Linked DNA regions of Mus musculus: region 1 is linked to region 2. A link is a loop called in an ENCODE intact Hi-C map of the cell type or tissue named here. Cell type or tissue: gastrocnemius. All regions are shown on one strand. Links, peaks and the distances in the headings refer to the core of each region. The heading gives the core; the rest is flanking DNA.

Region 1 (7,978 bases), core at 1,473-6,472, 310 kb after region 2:
GAATGAGGATACAGACCTCTGCATCCAACCCTCCTCTCACACCTGGAGATTGGCTCAGTGTCAGCCCATGTGCCTGGCATGCACAAGGCCCTGATCTCTGTTCCAAGAAGGCAGAAAATTTTATAAGAATTCTACAGACTTCCTTTCTGCAGCTGCCTGGTCTGATTGCTAGCATTCGGCCCAGGCTTCAGGGGCGGATGTTGTATAAGGTGAGAAGAGCCTGGAAAAAAGGGGCTGAGAGAGAGGAGGAGCAAAGGGCCCCCCCCATGCTCAGCAGGACTCCCTGCTGCCACTTAAGAGATGACTGTGGAGTGGGTAAACATTCGCAACATGTGCATACTAACCACTTACTTATCTGAAATGGAAGTTTAATTGAACACTTTGTGTTTTACCTGGCAACCTGGCTGAAGAAGCTGCATTTCCACACTCTTACCTCATTAGCTGCTGAGAAAAATAAATATGTTAATGCGTTAAAGGTCCCAACACCCAATGCTCCTTGCTCTGTGCCAGTTACCTCGAGGAATGGTAAAGATAAACATTTCACTTCATCAAACCAAAACACTATGAAGATGGCATTATTAGTCCTGTCATTTTCTTTCCTATGTATGTATACATCTATCTATCTATCTATCTATCTATCTATCTATCTATCTATCTATCAATCATGTATATATGTGTGTGTGTATGTTTTTCGAGATGGGTTTCTCTTTGTAGTCTAGTTCTCAATATCCTGGAACTCTCTCTGTCACCTAGGCTAGCTTAAACTCACAGAGATCCTCCTGCCTCAGCCTCCCGAGTGCTGGGACTAAAGGCGTCTGCTTCTTTCCCATCCTTACACTGTAGCCCATTCTGGGTGGAACTCACGGCAATCCTACCAAGGATTCTCAAATGCTGGGTATGACAGATGTGAGCCACCATTCTGGCTTTATCCACATCTTTCAGACAAACTTCTAGGCTCCGTGGCACAAACTTGTAACCCACGTGTTGAGAAGCAAAGTCAGGAGGAGGACTGTGAATGTGAAGTCAGCTCGGGCTACACAGGACAGAAGGAGCCGAGGCTTAGTGTGCTTGGATAACTTTCTTAGGGTCACATTGCCCAGAGAGTTTGTGGAAGAGGCCAGGTTTATGCAGTCTCAGGCAAGGAATAGACACACCAAGTCTCAAAGAAGAATCAGAGAGAGTGAGGTTATTCAGCGTGACAGAGCAGGCCCCAGTAAGACAGTTGGGTTGATCTTAGACTAGGAATTTTTTTTTTTTTTTTTTTTTTTTTTTGGTTTTTCGATACAGGGTTTCTCTGTGTAGCCCTGGCTGTCCTGGAACTCACTCTGTAGACCAGGCTGGCCTCGAACTCAGAAATTCACCTGCCTCTGCCTTGAGTGCTGGGATTAAAGGCTTGTGCTACCACCACTTGAATAGAAAATTAACTCTTGCCAGGCATGGTGGCCCACGCCTTTAATCCCAGCACTCAAGGCAGAGGCAGGTGAATTTCTGAGTTCGAGGCCAGCCTGGTCTACAGAGTGAGTTCCAGGACAGCCAGGATTACACAGAGAAACCCTGTCTCGAAAAAACCAAAAAAGAAAGAAAGAAAGAAAGAAAGAAAGAAAGAAAGAAAGAAAGAAAGAAAGAAAGAAAGAGAGAAAGAAAGAAAGAGAGGAAAAGAAAAAAAGAAAAAGAAAAAAAGAAAATGAACTCTTAACTTTAGACAGACACATCCATGCCAGGATTTACAGCTTAATTAGAAGAGGAATGATTGGACTTTAGCTGACATAGTCTGAGGCTGGGACCCTTGTACAGTGAGCAACCTGCACATCTATACATTGTGGTATGAGCCAAACAGCAGAAGGGTGTTGACACAGAGGCTACTGGGTACCTGGGGTGTCTGGAGAACAAGAAGCCACTTTGCCAAGACATGTTTGCTTCAGGTAGTTGGAATTCTGAAGTCAATTTTGAGAAACAGGTTGAGGGCAGGGGCGGGGGAAAGCAGGAGACTGCTGAAGGCCTGACAAGATGATGAGAGAGGCTTGGGTGGCTAAGAGAAGTCATGTGATGATGTGACAGGGACTGATTCTGAATGGGAAAACAATCCTCAGAAAGCACGCATCAGAAAGTGTCAGCCCACAAAGGTCTCCGGTCCCTCTGGCCGGAAGTGTGAGATGTGGGAAGATGGAAGGCCACAGCAGCCCTCTCAGATACAAGAAAAGTAAACTGAGTGATTTGCAAAGGGGCACGAGGACAGGGAGACAAAGCAGGAGGAGAGAAAACAGACAAGAAAGCCCATGAGTACCGGCCACTCTCCCAAAGTGTGGCGTAAAAGAGCTGGCACTATGGACGTGAGTGCCAATGGCGTATACAGAAAGGGTCATAGGCATGGTCTGCTTGGACTTTGGTATTGGATTTTGTATTTGTTACAGATTCTAGAGGAAAAAAATAATAACAAGGTCGTAAATGCTTCATTTAGGAGGCAGTGAAGGACGAGGAGTTAGTTAGAGGGCTTATCTAGCATATCCCCTGGGGTTCAGCCTCAGCACCACATACAATTGGGTGTGGTCCACAAGAACACAGCCCACAGAATCATCTAAGCAGAGCTCATAGGGGCTCACAGAGACTGAAGCAACAACCACAGAGTCTGAGCTAGGTCTCCTGTATATATGCTGTGGTTGTGTAGTTTGGTGTTCCTGTGGGACTCCTAGCAATGGGAGTGGGGGTTAGCTCTGACTCTTTTGCCTGCTCCTGGGACTCTTTTTCTCACTGGGTTGCCTTGTCCAGCCTTAATTTGAGGGTTTGTGTGTAGTCTTATATAACATGTTATGCCGTGCTCTATTGATATTCCTGGGAGGCCTTCTCTTTTCTGAAGGGAAACAGGGAGAAGGGATCTGGAAGGAAGGGGAGGTTGGGGGACTGGGAGGGGTAGAGAGAAGGGATATTGCAGTCAGTAGGTTATTTAAAAAAATTAAACCAAGTGTGGTAGCATATGCCTCTAATGCTAACACTCAAGTGATAGAGACAGAAGGGTCAGAAGTTCAAGGTTTTCCTTGGCTACTCATGAGTTTGAGGCCATCCTGGGCTACCTGAGATCCTGTTAAAAAGAGAAGAAAGAGAGGGAGAGAGGAAAAGAGAGAAAGCTTATTCTATTGTGTTTATACTTGATAGTGAAATAATCTTGACTAATGGATCAACAGTAGGAGGCTTTAGGTAAAGGGGTGGGGCTCATAGATAGCTAGTTGACTGAGGTCACACAACTGGTTAAGGAAAGAGCCAGGACATGAATCCCACTGTGGCCAGCTCCAAAGGCCATATCCATTCATTATAGATCATGTCTATTTATCATAGAATAAAGACTCAATGTCCCTTGGTTCACTTAAGAAGAAAGAGTCGGGCTTTGGAAGATGGCACAAGGACATGAGTTCAAGCCTCAGGACCTGCATTTAAAAGTCAAGTGTGGTTGTGTGTGCCTGTGATCACAATACAGAGGAATTAGAGATAGGCAGAACCTTGGGCTCGCTGATCATACAGCGTACCTAACAGGTGTGCTCTGGCCCAGGGAAAGGCTATCTCATAAAATGAGGTGTAAGGGAAGAAAAGGAAGAAGAGAAGGAAGAAAAATCAAAACGCCTGCAGGCCAACCAGACTGGCAGCTGGCCAAAGGAACAGAGGCAAACAGAATAAAATATTCAGGGCCACGTGAAGCCCTGTGCTGTGGTTCAGAACTCCCACATTAGAAGGGGCCTAGCGTCACCATCTTCCTGTCTAACACACCTGCACCCTTAGAGTATTTTAGCTCCTGAACAGCCAGCAGCAATGTATAACACAATTACCAAATGCGAGCAGCAGAGAAAGTAATTGGATCATCCTATTTCGCCCAACCCTGCTCAGGCCACATCCTGAATACTAAGCTCAAGTTCAGTGACATATTCTAGAGCTAGAGGAGGACTGAGGTGAGGCCTTTGGACCTTGACCAGGAGATCAAGGACAGGTGATGAAAGACTCTGGAACAGTCATATTTAGGAAAGAAAATCTGGGATTTATGGTGGTCTGGGTTGTTGTTGTTGTTGTTGTTGTTGTTGTTGTTGTTGTTGTTCTTCTTCTTCTTCTTCTTCTTCTTCTTCTTCCTTCTTCTTCTTCTTCTTCTTCTTCTTCTTCTTCCTTCTTCTTCTTCTTCTTCTTCTTCTTCTTCTTCTTCTTCTTCTTCTTCTTCTTCTCCTCCTCCTCCTCCTCCTCCTCCTCCTCCTCCTCCTCCTCCCCCCCTCCTCCTCCCCTTTTTCTTCTTTGAGCAATGTCTGGGATGAGGAGAGACATTTTTGTTCAATGTAACAGACATGCCAAGCAGTTTGCTTGCATTTTACAACCAAGCTGCTTCCCTTGCACCTACATGCCCGCTGAGGAGAAACCCAAATTGCTTTGTGAACTGCTGCCAACTTGGTGAGCCCAAAGTTGGGGGCCTTTCTTGATCAAAAGTGCCAAGACAAACGAAAGAGAGACCAGCTGGCTGTGGTGCTTACCTGTAATCGTGACACTGGGGAAATAAAGGCAGAAAATCGGGAGTTTGAGGCCAGCATTGACTTTGTATCCAGTATGAGACCCTGTATGGAGATAGATAGATAGATAGATAGATAGATAGATAGATAGATAGATAGATGGTAGATAGGTAGATAATAGATAGATAGATAGATGATAGATAGATAGATGATAGATAGATAGATAGATAGATAGATAGATAGATAGATAGATAGATGGATAGATAACCAAACTCATTCAAGGAAGGCCTACATTTTCCTAAAATGAGAAAATTCTAATTATTTACTTGACCAGCAAAATTCAAAATAATATCCCTTTAACTGGGTTTTTGCTTGTCTTGTTTTCTGATTTTTTTTTTGAGACAGAGACTCACTATGAATTCCAAGGCAATATCAAATTTGTGATTCTCCTGCCTCAGCCTCCAAAGTGTTGAGGATTATAAGCATGTACCACCACCAAGCCCAGTTAATACCATCCCTTTGATTGGCAACTTTTAGTGCTTTTACGGGGTGACTTGCTCTATGAAGCTGTCAGCACCTCTAGGGTTTCAGGAATAGACTTATGGACTGAAGGCAGGTAAGTGACTGTCTGAGTTAATGTTCGCTTCTGCAGGCTTGGAAACCAGTGAGCTGAAAAATGGCCAGCGTTCCAATGATAAACGGGGATTTGATGACACAAGGAAAAATGACAAAAAGATTAAGGTGGCTGTGATCACAGAGTCTTCTGGGCTACACGTGTGTGTGTTGATCAAACAAGAGTGACGAGAACCTCAGGCACGGATAGGGAGGGGAAAAAGAGGAGACCGACAGGGAGTGTGTTATGGGTATGAGCAATGTTACAGCCCCAGTGACCACAGAGCAAAAGATGGAGGGTTTTCAAACACATGATAAATACGACCAACTTTCAGAGCCCAGATCAATAAAAACAAATCTGAACTGGGCCGAAGGGAAGAGGAGGAGGAGCATGAAGGTCCCATAACGTCCTAGTGATTTATTTGAAGGAGAACCGTGACGTGCCCTGAATAGGAAATGGGAAGGAGGAAAAAGACTGGCTTCTGTAGAAATCTGTCTGACTGTCCCTTTCTTGCCCTTTACTTTCATCTCCCTCAGCCGCTCCCCGCACCCTTCTGACGGGGTTCACAAAACGCTTGTGGAGTCAGGGAGGTATTTGTAATGCTTCATTTCCACTCGGACTTGCCCGCAGCACGGTGTGTCCGTAGACAATTGCTATGGCTCTAGGAAACCGGAAGGATAACGGGGCAATCAGCCAGAGATGCATCAGCCTTTCTCCCATCATTTCTGTTGTTGCCCTAAAGCACAGGATTGCTGGGTCAGAAGTCAGCTTGACAGCCCAGTGGGGCTGTCAGGGACCTCTCTCTAGTAGGGCCGGTGATATCTTGGCATTTTGATGCTGTTGTTTCGAGGTTTGCATGGTGTTGTTTTAATAAAACAACAGGAGAATTTTTAAAACATACATTCTAAATATAGCCATGGTAAGTGACTAGTGTTTAAAAGAGAGCGTGAACTTGAAAACCCTTGAATGTGTTGCAGGGGGTGGGCGGGAGAGAGGGGGAGGGGAGAAGGCGGAGGGAGGAGGAAGTGGGGGGGCTGCAGTTTGTGTGAAGTGACACACGGTTCCCATTTCTAAAATTGCCTTTGAGCCCACGATTGCCCACTCTGAGGTCAGCCAGTTTATTGCAGTCATTGCCTCTTTGACCAAGAAGTAATGGGCTTGAATTTCCATGGTATGTGGGAATTGCTGCTGTCAATTTCTTAGCTGACAGCCAGCCACCCAGGAAGGTTCAGTAGGCCTAAGCTAGTTAGCAATTATCCTGACCTGGTGGGAGGAAGGCCCATGATTTTGCTAGTACCAATGGAGGCCAAGAAACCAAGCAGAGCAAGCACATAGCCTTAGGAAACATCAGACACTCACTCTCATATCTTGCTTCTTTCTCCCATGTCCAGTCACCAATAACAGCAATAAATGCTGAGCTCTAGAGGTAGCCCAATGGTAGAGAGCTTGCCTAGCGTGCCTGTGAAGCAGTAGGTTCGATTCCCAGTTCTGCTCCACCCCCAAAATTACAATGAGTGCCCACTGGTAAAACCCTTGCCACATCCTAGATCACAAGCACGCAAGGGCCGCTTGGTCTTGGCGGGTTCTTGTCTCTAGGCGTTGGTGAAACTTGGGTGGTATGTTCCCTCCCCCAGCTGCCCCCCAGCTTCCTGTTCTAAGCCAGCCACACCATGATCTCGCCCTGGGTGTTTGGGCAGAGTGTAGAAGCCAAATCAGTTTCCTCCTTTCTCCTTGGCAAGTCAACCTTCTCCTCCTACCTAGTGAGTGGTCTCCATCCCACGCCACGGCTATATCTTTGGCTAACACCACAGCCAAGGCTCATGGCCAGGAGAAAGAAGTTAGCACCTGCCCAGGGGAAGTGAGGGGAGATGGAGGCTTCAAACGAGAAAAAAGGAGCATATGCTTGGTGGATTTACACTTTTAAAAGCAGTTTTGACATTTGTTTTTCTCTACAAGAAATGTTGGTAGAATACTCCGATGCCAAAACGCTTTGGGGAAAAGACACTATGAAGGCAAATGCCAGAGCTGAACGGGGCTTTCTGCACTCGCTTTCCCTGGGAGGTGGCAAGTGAGGACGTCATCTGAATTCTCAGAGGGGAAACTGAGGCATAGAGAACTAAGAGTCCTCAGCTGCCCAAGTAAGCAACAGGGGTTTAAAGGCAGGTTTGCCCCGCCCCTCCCCTCCCCGACCTCACCCCACCCCTCCTCTGTGAGCTTCCCTTCTTCTGAGGCAGCCTCGCCTGACAGTTTGACAGGTTAAAAAAAAAAAAAAGGGGGTGGGGTGGGGGTGGGAGTTGTCTGAGTTTAATAGAACATGTGTGTTAGGGTTAAGGGAAAAAAAAGCAAAAGGGTATTTTTCTTCGATAAAGTTTGGGGGTGAATGACACAATATGTTATAAGCACAAAAAAAAAAAATAGTTGATTATATAAGCCAGGCAGAGGGGATTACAGAGAGGGCGTGTGATGAGAGCTGGGGATGAAACTGAGGTATAGGCAGAGGGGAGGGGGCCTGCCTGAGGACAGCGTCCTCACACCTCTCTTCCTTTCCACTTCCTCTCTTCCCACTCCTTCCTACAAAACCAAAAAAAAAAAAAAAAAAAAAAAAAAATCTTGCGAAGGAAAAAGAGGGAATTAAAAGAAAGAGAGAAATAATGCAGGAGCCCTTAGAGGAATGCAGTCGCCATAATCACGGTGACAGGACCTGCTTAAGGGCTCCCCACCCCCACCCCCACTCCACCACGTGTACGTTTGTCTGTGTGTCTGAAAAACATCCTGCTTATATGCTTCCCACAACCTGAACACCAAGTGCCTTCCAACCCACAGAGAAGCTTCCCACTTGGAAATCAGGAAAGCAGAAGAGACAGATCCCGGGGTTGGCAGAAATCTCCAG
Region 2 (7,978 bases), core at 1,911-6,910:
GGCTATGAGAACATGACTATTCATGAGAGATAGCTCAAGGGATTTTGGGTATGGCATGCTCTGAAATTTCTCCTTCTCCTTCTCCTTCTCCTTCTCCTTCTCCTTCTCCTTCTCCTTCTCCTTCTCCTTCTCCTTCTCCTTCTCCTTCTCCTCCCCCTCCTCCTCCCCCTCCTCCTCCTCCTTCTGCTCCTCCTCCTCCTCCTGCTCCTGCTCCTGCTCCTGCTCCTGCCCCTCCTCCTTCTTCTTATCTTTGTCTCTGACCATTTTCACCCCTTTGGGATTTTTGAGATAGGGTCTCTCTACATAGCCCTGACTGTTCTGGAATTTATTATGTAGACCAGGCTAGACTCGAACTCACAGAGATCCACTTGTCTCTGCTTCCTGAGTCCTGGGGTTAAAGTTGTATGTCACCATGCTCACCTCTGCTATGTAATTTCATTCACTGACACTTTGATATTTTCTCTGGGGGACCCAGAGGGAGACAAGACTGTCCCAAGGAGCAGGAACTCCACGTGAACAATTTTAACAAAGCATTGAAGGAAACTTAAGGGGATGCAGCATGTGAGCATATGGGGTCCAGGCTAAAGAAGAGGTGACTGCAGGAGGTTCTTCCCTCCCTCCCTCCCTCCCTCCCTCCCTCCCTCCCTCCCTCCCTCCCTCCCTCCCTCCTTCCCTTCCTCCCTCCCTCCTTCCCTTCCTTTTTTTGAAGAAAAATATTTATTTATTTATTTATTTATGTATATGAGTACACTGTAGCTGTCTTCACACACACCAGAAGAGGATACCGGATCCCATTACAGATGGTTGTGAGCCACCACGTGGTTGTTGGGATCTGAACTCAGGACCTCTAGAAGAGCAGTCAGTACCCTTAACTGCTAAGCCATCTCTCTAGCCTCTCCTTTCTTTCTTTTAAAGACAAGGTCTCTATGTAGCCCTGGCTGTCCTTGAACTCACTATATAGATCAGTCTGGTCCCAGTACTGGGATCAAAAATGTATACCACGATGCCTGGTTGGTATTTGAGGTTGTCCAGGAAGAGAAGGCTAGAGGACCAGGGAGACAGCAGGACAAGGCCAGACGGCTATCTTGGCAGGTGACAGGATGCTGTATGACATTGAGTAAGTCACTGGGCCTCTCTGGGCTTCTATTGGTAGGCTGGTCACCATGGCTCTGGCCCTTGGAACACCTTGGCTCAGAGTCTGATTCTGATAGGCTAATTCCGGTAGGGTTGACTAGGCTGACATGGCAATGCTGTCTCAAGTGCCATGTAGGAGGTGGCCCGTGAGCGTCCTTTGTGTCAGCCCTTTTCTCTGACCCCTAGGGCCTCTGGAGAGGAGGGACTGGTGGGAAGTCCACCTTCCAGCTTTGGCTTCCAGTGTTGGGAGCCAGGCCAACCATGCTCAGCCGGTGGGACAGTGCCTACTGGAACTCAGGCTGTCACCTAACTAGACTGGGCAGGTAACATTGCTGACCTGTTGGGTAAATAGGCCCTCCAGCCACTCTGCCCAGTGACTTCACCCTCCCTGTCTCCTCTGCTCACTGAGTCCAGTTTGAGTAGGACACAACGGGGCTGGCTCAGGAGGAGGGAAGGGGCCTGTGGTAGATCTGAGTGAAGGTGACTGGAAAGATGGCTCAGCACTTAACAGTGTGTATTCTCTTCAGAGGACCCACGGCAGCTCACAGCCACTTCCAGCTCTTCCTGGCTAGATTTTTTTGTCAACTTCACACAAGCTAGCATTTGGGAAGGAGGGGACTCAACTGAGAAAAAAACCTCCATCCAGATTGCCTGTACACAAGCCTGTGGGGGCTTTTTCTTTTCTTCTTCTTCTCCTCTCCTTTATCCTTCTTTCCTTCCTTCCTTTTTTCTTTTGTTTTGAGACAGGGTTTCTATGTGTAGCTCTGCCTATCCTGAAACTTACTCTATAGAGCAGGCTGGCCTTGAACTCAGAGAGCCACCTGCTTCTACTAACTGAGTGCTGGGATTAGAGGTGTGAGGCACTACGCCTGGCTGGCATTTTCTTTTTTTCTTTTCTTTTTCTTTTTGGTTTTTCGAGACAGGGTTTCTCTGTGTAGCCCTGGTTATCCTGGAACTCACTCTGTAGACCAGGTTGGCCTCGAACTTAGAAATCCGCCTGCCTCTGCCTCCCGCGTGCTGGGATTAAAGGCATGCGCCACCACGCCCGGCTGGCATTTTCTTGATTAATGGTTGATGTCAGTGAGCCCAGCCCATAGGGGGTGATGTCATCCTTGGCAGGTGGTCCTGAGTTGTATAAGTCAGCCCTCTTCTCTTCCCTCCATCCTCCATCTTCACCCTTTCTCCATCCTCCTCTCCACCTTGCTTCCTCTTCAACCCCCTTCCCTTCCTTACTTCAACCTTCTTCCACCTTCTGTTCCCCTCTTTCCTTCCTCCTCCTCCATCTTCCATCCTTCCACCCCCATCTCCCACCTCCTCTAGCATCTGCTTTCTACATCTTCTCTCCTCCAACTTCCTTCCACTTCTCCATCCTCTTTCCTCCACAATCCATCCTCCCCTTCCTTCTTCCCGCCCTCCCTCCTTTCCTCTTTCCTCCTCTTCCTTGGGAGAGTCTCCTCAACCCTTACCGTCTGCTGCTGTCAGTGGTAGCATCTGCTGTTCTGTGCTGGGGTGGGGACACTTCAGATCACAGCTGGGGTCACAACTGGGTGGTGTCAAAGCAGAGTGAGGTCAGGGATTCCCATGCTCAGAGACAATTAGTCTAGAAGCTTCAACTGGGTCTAAGAGTTTACAGGTAGGATTTAAGGCTAGGCGACAGGATAGCTGGACACTTCAAGAATCCATATTTTGAAAGATTTATGTTCCAGATGTGTGAACTTGGCAGCTGGGATGTTGCCTGTCTGTGGTCCAGGGACCTGGGACTTTGGGCTGTGATCACAGAGCTGAGGCTGAAGTTTCCTAGTAGACTGGGTGGGTGGGAGCCAGGAGATTGCTGTTATCAACGGGGGACTCTGCCTGCGGGACTTGGGGGACCTCAGAGTAGGTGTCAAGTGCTTAGAGACAGCCTCTCTTGGAGAGTTGGTTTTTATTGGCTGTCGAGGATCTGATATGCTTTCCTAGTTGGAAACATCTCCCTCCCACAGTCGGTGGGGTTAGACAGTGTCAGGCGGTGTCTAACCTAGTCCTCTTCAGCGGGAGGAAATTAGGGTAGTGTTTAAAGTGGTGCTCCTTATTGGGTATGTAGTACTGAACTTAGTTCTCCTTGGTGGGAGGGCACTTGGCAGGGGATGTTTAACCTAGCCCTCATCAGTGCTAATCTAACCCTCCCCCTTAACAGCCCTGCTTGGATTTCAGGCTCTGAGGGTCTGGACAGTGTTGCTTATTTGGGATGTTGGTTATTCCTGACCTTGGGCAGGAAATGCTGGTCTGTCCCTTGGTTACCGTGACTACAAAATATAACCCTTTGCATGTGTCATCTTTGCAGATGGTGGCTCACCTCCCCACTAAAAATCGAACATGAGGGTGAAGGCCTGCAGTGTCAGGTCAGGCAGGTGGGAACTACTCCCTCATAACCAGTCCCAGGCAGGGCAGGGCAAGGGGGCCAGCCCCCGACAGTCCATCCCGAGCACACATCCCTGGCTCCTGGAGCCCTGGCCCAGGGTTCTCTGGACCTGGGCGCTCCTGATTCAGCTTCTTACGCAGCTTAGAGCAAGCAAGGCCTGAGTCACTCACTGTCTGACTCACAGTGAGCCACCAGGTGGTGGGGACCCTCGTAGGCGGGGATCCCGCTCACCCGAGCGTCAGCCCACTCCCTGCCTGGACCGGGCCTGGACCACTTGCTAGCAACTGGGAGGCCTCTGGGTTTGTGATGCCAGGAGAAAGACTGGGCCATTTGGCTCACGGGGAGAGAGGTTTGGCTTGTGGAAGTCGCTGGCTACCTGAGTCACACAGTCTGGGACTGGTTCTCCTGCTCATTGCCGGGCAACCGTGGCCAGTGTCATAACCCCTTCGGTTCCCCTGTGGGTAGTGTCCCCTTCACTACTGAAGGCCAGAGTCAGAGGGGAGGGGGATGTAGCAGTGGCGTGCCACAAATGGGAAGGGCTGATGTTGAGAGTCTCGGGGTGAACGGGCTCTCATGCGTGCACGCACGGCTCTGTGAACACTTTGCCTGCAGGAGATTCAATAAGATGCCAGGCGACAGGTCCTTTAGATGGAACATCACACCTTCAGAGGACATTGTTCCCAGGGAAAATCTGATTCAGTCTCTGTGATTCACACGAATCAGCGTGAGTCTGGCTGCTCATGGCCCAGCCAATGGCAGGGCAGACACTAATTGACCACGGCATCGGCCACCTGCCCCCCTCCCCAAGCCATGACAAATAGGGGTGCCCCTGTTTTACCCCTACTGGACTTTCAAAGCCCCTCTTAGGGATAAGTGATTACATCTGCTTACCTTCATTGCCTGTTCTGGAAACCCACATTTTCATCTCTGCGATAGGGCCATGACAGGATTAGAGTTGGTTCCTGCCAGGCCTCCAGTGTATATCCATATGCCATTGGCTGGCTGCAGGGTTCTATCTGCAGCATTACCTTCAGCCATTCTAGTCATCCTTGGAGACAGGTGTCTTCATAACCCCATTTTACAGATGAGGACAATGAGGCTCCGAGACGTTGAGTTACTTTTATCCAGTCAGGTTACATAGCCAATAGGGAGCAAAGCTGGCACGAACCTGCCACTTCTGTTACCCTCTCCTTCTGCGCCCACCCCCCAGCTTTATCCAGAACTCCCAGATAAAGAACTGCCTGAACCCAGTTCTCCACATCCTGCCTTGGGGGCCAGAGTTTGCTTGGCAGTTCCAGGCAGTAGGGTAGATCAACGTTCCCCAGGTTCTTGGTGTATATCCTCAGAAACTTTCTGGCTGTGGCTAGCTGGGTATCCCATTGAGGCTGGAGGCCCCTCCCCTTCCTGTGTGCTCCTGGGCCAGTGACAGCTAGTACAGAGGAGAGCAAGCACAGTGAGGAAGGAGAGGCAGAGAAGGCCTCATCTTTACTTGGGCTCAGGCAGACAACACCATTGCTAGGTGACCTCGGATAAGTCCCCTCCCTCTGAGACCATTCGATCTCTTCCTGCTGGGGCTGATGAAGTGGCCAGTGGCCGGCTCTGGTTTTTGCCCTGGTTGAGATGGCCCATCTCTGGGTAGGAATGGGGCAGGTTTTGCTGTGGTCACAGCACAGCCCTGGAGGCTTATGCTGCTTATGAGAGAGAGACTCAGAGTATCTATCCATTGAGTATGGGAATGATGGGGCCAAGGTCAGCCACTGAGTGCCAGGTGTCTTGGGTCACACAGTGTCTCGGGTCATGTTGTGGCTCTAGTAGCGAGAACCATGAGACCTACCAGAAGAAGGTGCTTGGGGACCTTGGTGACAAGCAACAGATCCTAGAGTGTGTTTCGGGGTCTAGAGGGTGGGGGGATGGTGGGGATGCTGCAGCCTTTGGTGCTGGTGTTGGGCACAGGTGACTCTGAGGTGATGCCACGGTGTCTGAATCTTGGTGTCTGACTGAAGGGAGACCTGAGCTTGGCTCGATGCCTGAGTGGTCTTGGGTGAGACCCTCCCTTCTCTTGCCGAGCCTCTGCTTGTGTGCCTGTGTAATGGGGCCATGGTGGGGAACACTGGGATGGAATGAGAGTTCCAGGGCCAGCAAACTGCTGAGTGCTGAGTTTTGCTGTACACATCCTGGAGAGGCTGGGAGAGCTCACAGGGCCTGCAGCAGCTGGCTAGCTGAGTACTGGTCTATGATGATGGGCTCAGGAACCCAGGGGAGACAGGTGGGAAGTCTGCTGCTCCAGGGTAAGAGAGAGCATAGTGTGTTTGTGTGTGTGTGTGTGTGTGTGTGTGGCTGGGGCACAGGGTGGGATGGAGACCTAGGAGAGAGTGTGATTTCGTTCAAGGCTACCTGTTGAATGTGAAGAGGTGGCACCTCTTACATATAATTATTATATACTATATATTATAACGTATTATATAGTACAAGCAGGCTGCTTAGTTAGAGCTCAGCACCATGGACCCTCTGTCCAGACTTCCTGGCTCAGCTCCTTCTGAGTAGGAGGGGCTCCCTAAAGGGAGCTGTCCCCTCCTCCTCCAGTCCTGGCCTAATGGGACAGTCCAGACGGTGGCGGGTACTGCTGGGAAGAGCAACACATGCCCGGGAAATTGTCCGTTTCCTCCATCTGGTGTGGAGAAAGTTGTTTTTCTCAGAGATAAAAGTCAGAGTCAAGTACCATCCCCCAAGATGCGACTGGAGGTTGGAGCAGAGGCTGCACGCCAACTGGTGGTCATCAGGGTTCCGAGAGCCTGTTAGAGGAGCCTGACTAGGCTAGGGAGATCCTGGCCCCACTGGGCAGCCTCAGGGTCTGTTTTGGAGAGAGATCTGTGATTTGAGAACTGCTGGTGTGGAGGCTGCCTGTGATGGAGTCCTGGGGTACTGGTGAAGCTTAACTGCAGGAAGGGGTTTTTCCCACTGGGTCTTGCTACATGAGTAGGAGTTTTCCGAACTGTTGAAGTAGTGTGTTCCTGATAGAGGAATAGTGGGAATTTGTGGGACAGGGGCTGGAGAGCAAGGTCTGACATACCAGGGCAGGGCCTGTGCTTGTCACACTGGAAGGTGGGGTTGGGGGGTGACAGGTGACCAGCAGGGATGGACCACGGGCATGCCCACTTTTCCTTGTCTTTCTTTTAATTATTAGTTAATGTATTTGATATGTGTGTGCACGCGCACATGTGCATGTGCCCTGGCATGTGTGTGGAGGGCTTCTGAGGGAGAAACGGAGCCTGCAGCCAGCCAGGAGGTTCCTGCAGTGACATTGCTTGACCGCATCGGTTGTTCATCCCATGAGATTGGAACTTGCTGGCTCGGAATGGAGCTGCCCCATGGCCACCAGGCAAGTCCAGGCACTCAGGGTATCTATAGAGCTGCTGGTCAAATGTAAGAGACAACCGAGTCCCAGCCCGTTTGAAGCAGAGTAGAGGGAGATCTGGGAAGAGGAATCCTGGGGCAAAGGGATGGGGTCATGAGGTCAGCTCCTCCTGACTTAGGAGCCCAGCAGAGTCTCACTGTGTGGAACAGGAGGAGGCCGGGATGCTGTTGCTATGTAGGACCACCCAGCCTGGAGGTGAGGGTGACAGGAGGTGACAAGGGGCGGCACACATGAACATGCTGTGGACTGGCTAGGGACTTGAAGGTGATTGGATTCTAGTTTGCGCTTAGGTTCTGTCTGGGAGCCTCTAAGCTGACTCTGACCTGCCGTCTATCCTCAGACCATCAGGGTTCTGTCGGGAGACAAATGGCTTCATTTGTTTTCCCTCAGGGAGGAATCAATAGTCTTTTTAATCAGTCAGAATGCCTTCTGCTAATCCCCCTTCAAGTTGCTGAGGGGGCAGCCTGTCTTTTGCAGCGCCATTGTGATGGCTAGGAGCTGTGTGGTACTAGGCGGACACCTTAACCTCTCTGGGCTTGGTGTCTGTGTAGGGGTGAAGCTGCAGTGGGAGAGGTTCCTAGACCTACCCGGATCACTGGTGGTGATGAGACCTGATTGTCTGTCCTACAGGTCATGTCTGCTTTCTGGAGGGTACAAGTATGGTGACCCTGAGGGCAAATAACTCTTTCTCTGGGCACCAGTTTCCGGACCCATACAATTGGGAGCTGGAGATTGTTCTCAGGCTAATTTTGCCCACAGGGGACATTTGACAATGTCTGGAGGCACACCTCCTCCCATGCATACAGCAGCCCATTTGGAGAACTGCCTGCCCCCAGATCACTGGGGTGAGGGTAGGAAGCCCAGGTCTTGGTGGGGGGAAGGACAGGAACAGTGTGAACTGGGTCTGGCAGAGCCTGGTGATAGATCTCATATAGGTGGGAGGACTAAGCTGAGTCCCAAGCAAAGGGTTTCATATACCACCCAGGCCTCATTCCCTGGTGGAACTGCCATTGCCTTCAATGTCACAT

The links. A loop is a pair of places that touch in the nucleus more often than their neighbours do. Peaks named below come from ENCODE experiments on the same cell type or tissue, not always from the same donor. Only the 100,000 strongest peaks of a DNase experiment are listed, where the experiment ranks them.
Region 1: it touches region 2 in a loop (18-fold over the local background); 1 of 42 quality-filtered maps calls a loop at or near these places.

The regions. Positions count from the first base shown.
Region 1 is chr15:80,607,960-80,615,937 of GRCm38, forward strand. All of the region lies in intron 1 of Grap2 (GRB2-related adaptor protein 2), which reads left to right. Among named protein-coding and RNA genes, the nearest start is that of Mir6957, 34 kb to the right of the region's middle. In gastrocnemius, for the core only: no CTCF peak of the experiment used is centred there; no DNase peak of the experiment used is centred there.
Region 2 is chr15:80,300,218-80,308,195 of GRCm38, forward strand. All of the region lies in intron 2 of Cacna1i (calcium channel, voltage-dependent, alpha 1I subunit), which reads left to right. Among named protein-coding and RNA genes, the nearest start is that of Gm31319, 14 kb to the left of the region's middle. In gastrocnemius, for the core only: no CTCF peak of the experiment used is centred there; DNase peaks (open chromatin) are centred at 4,322 and 6,203.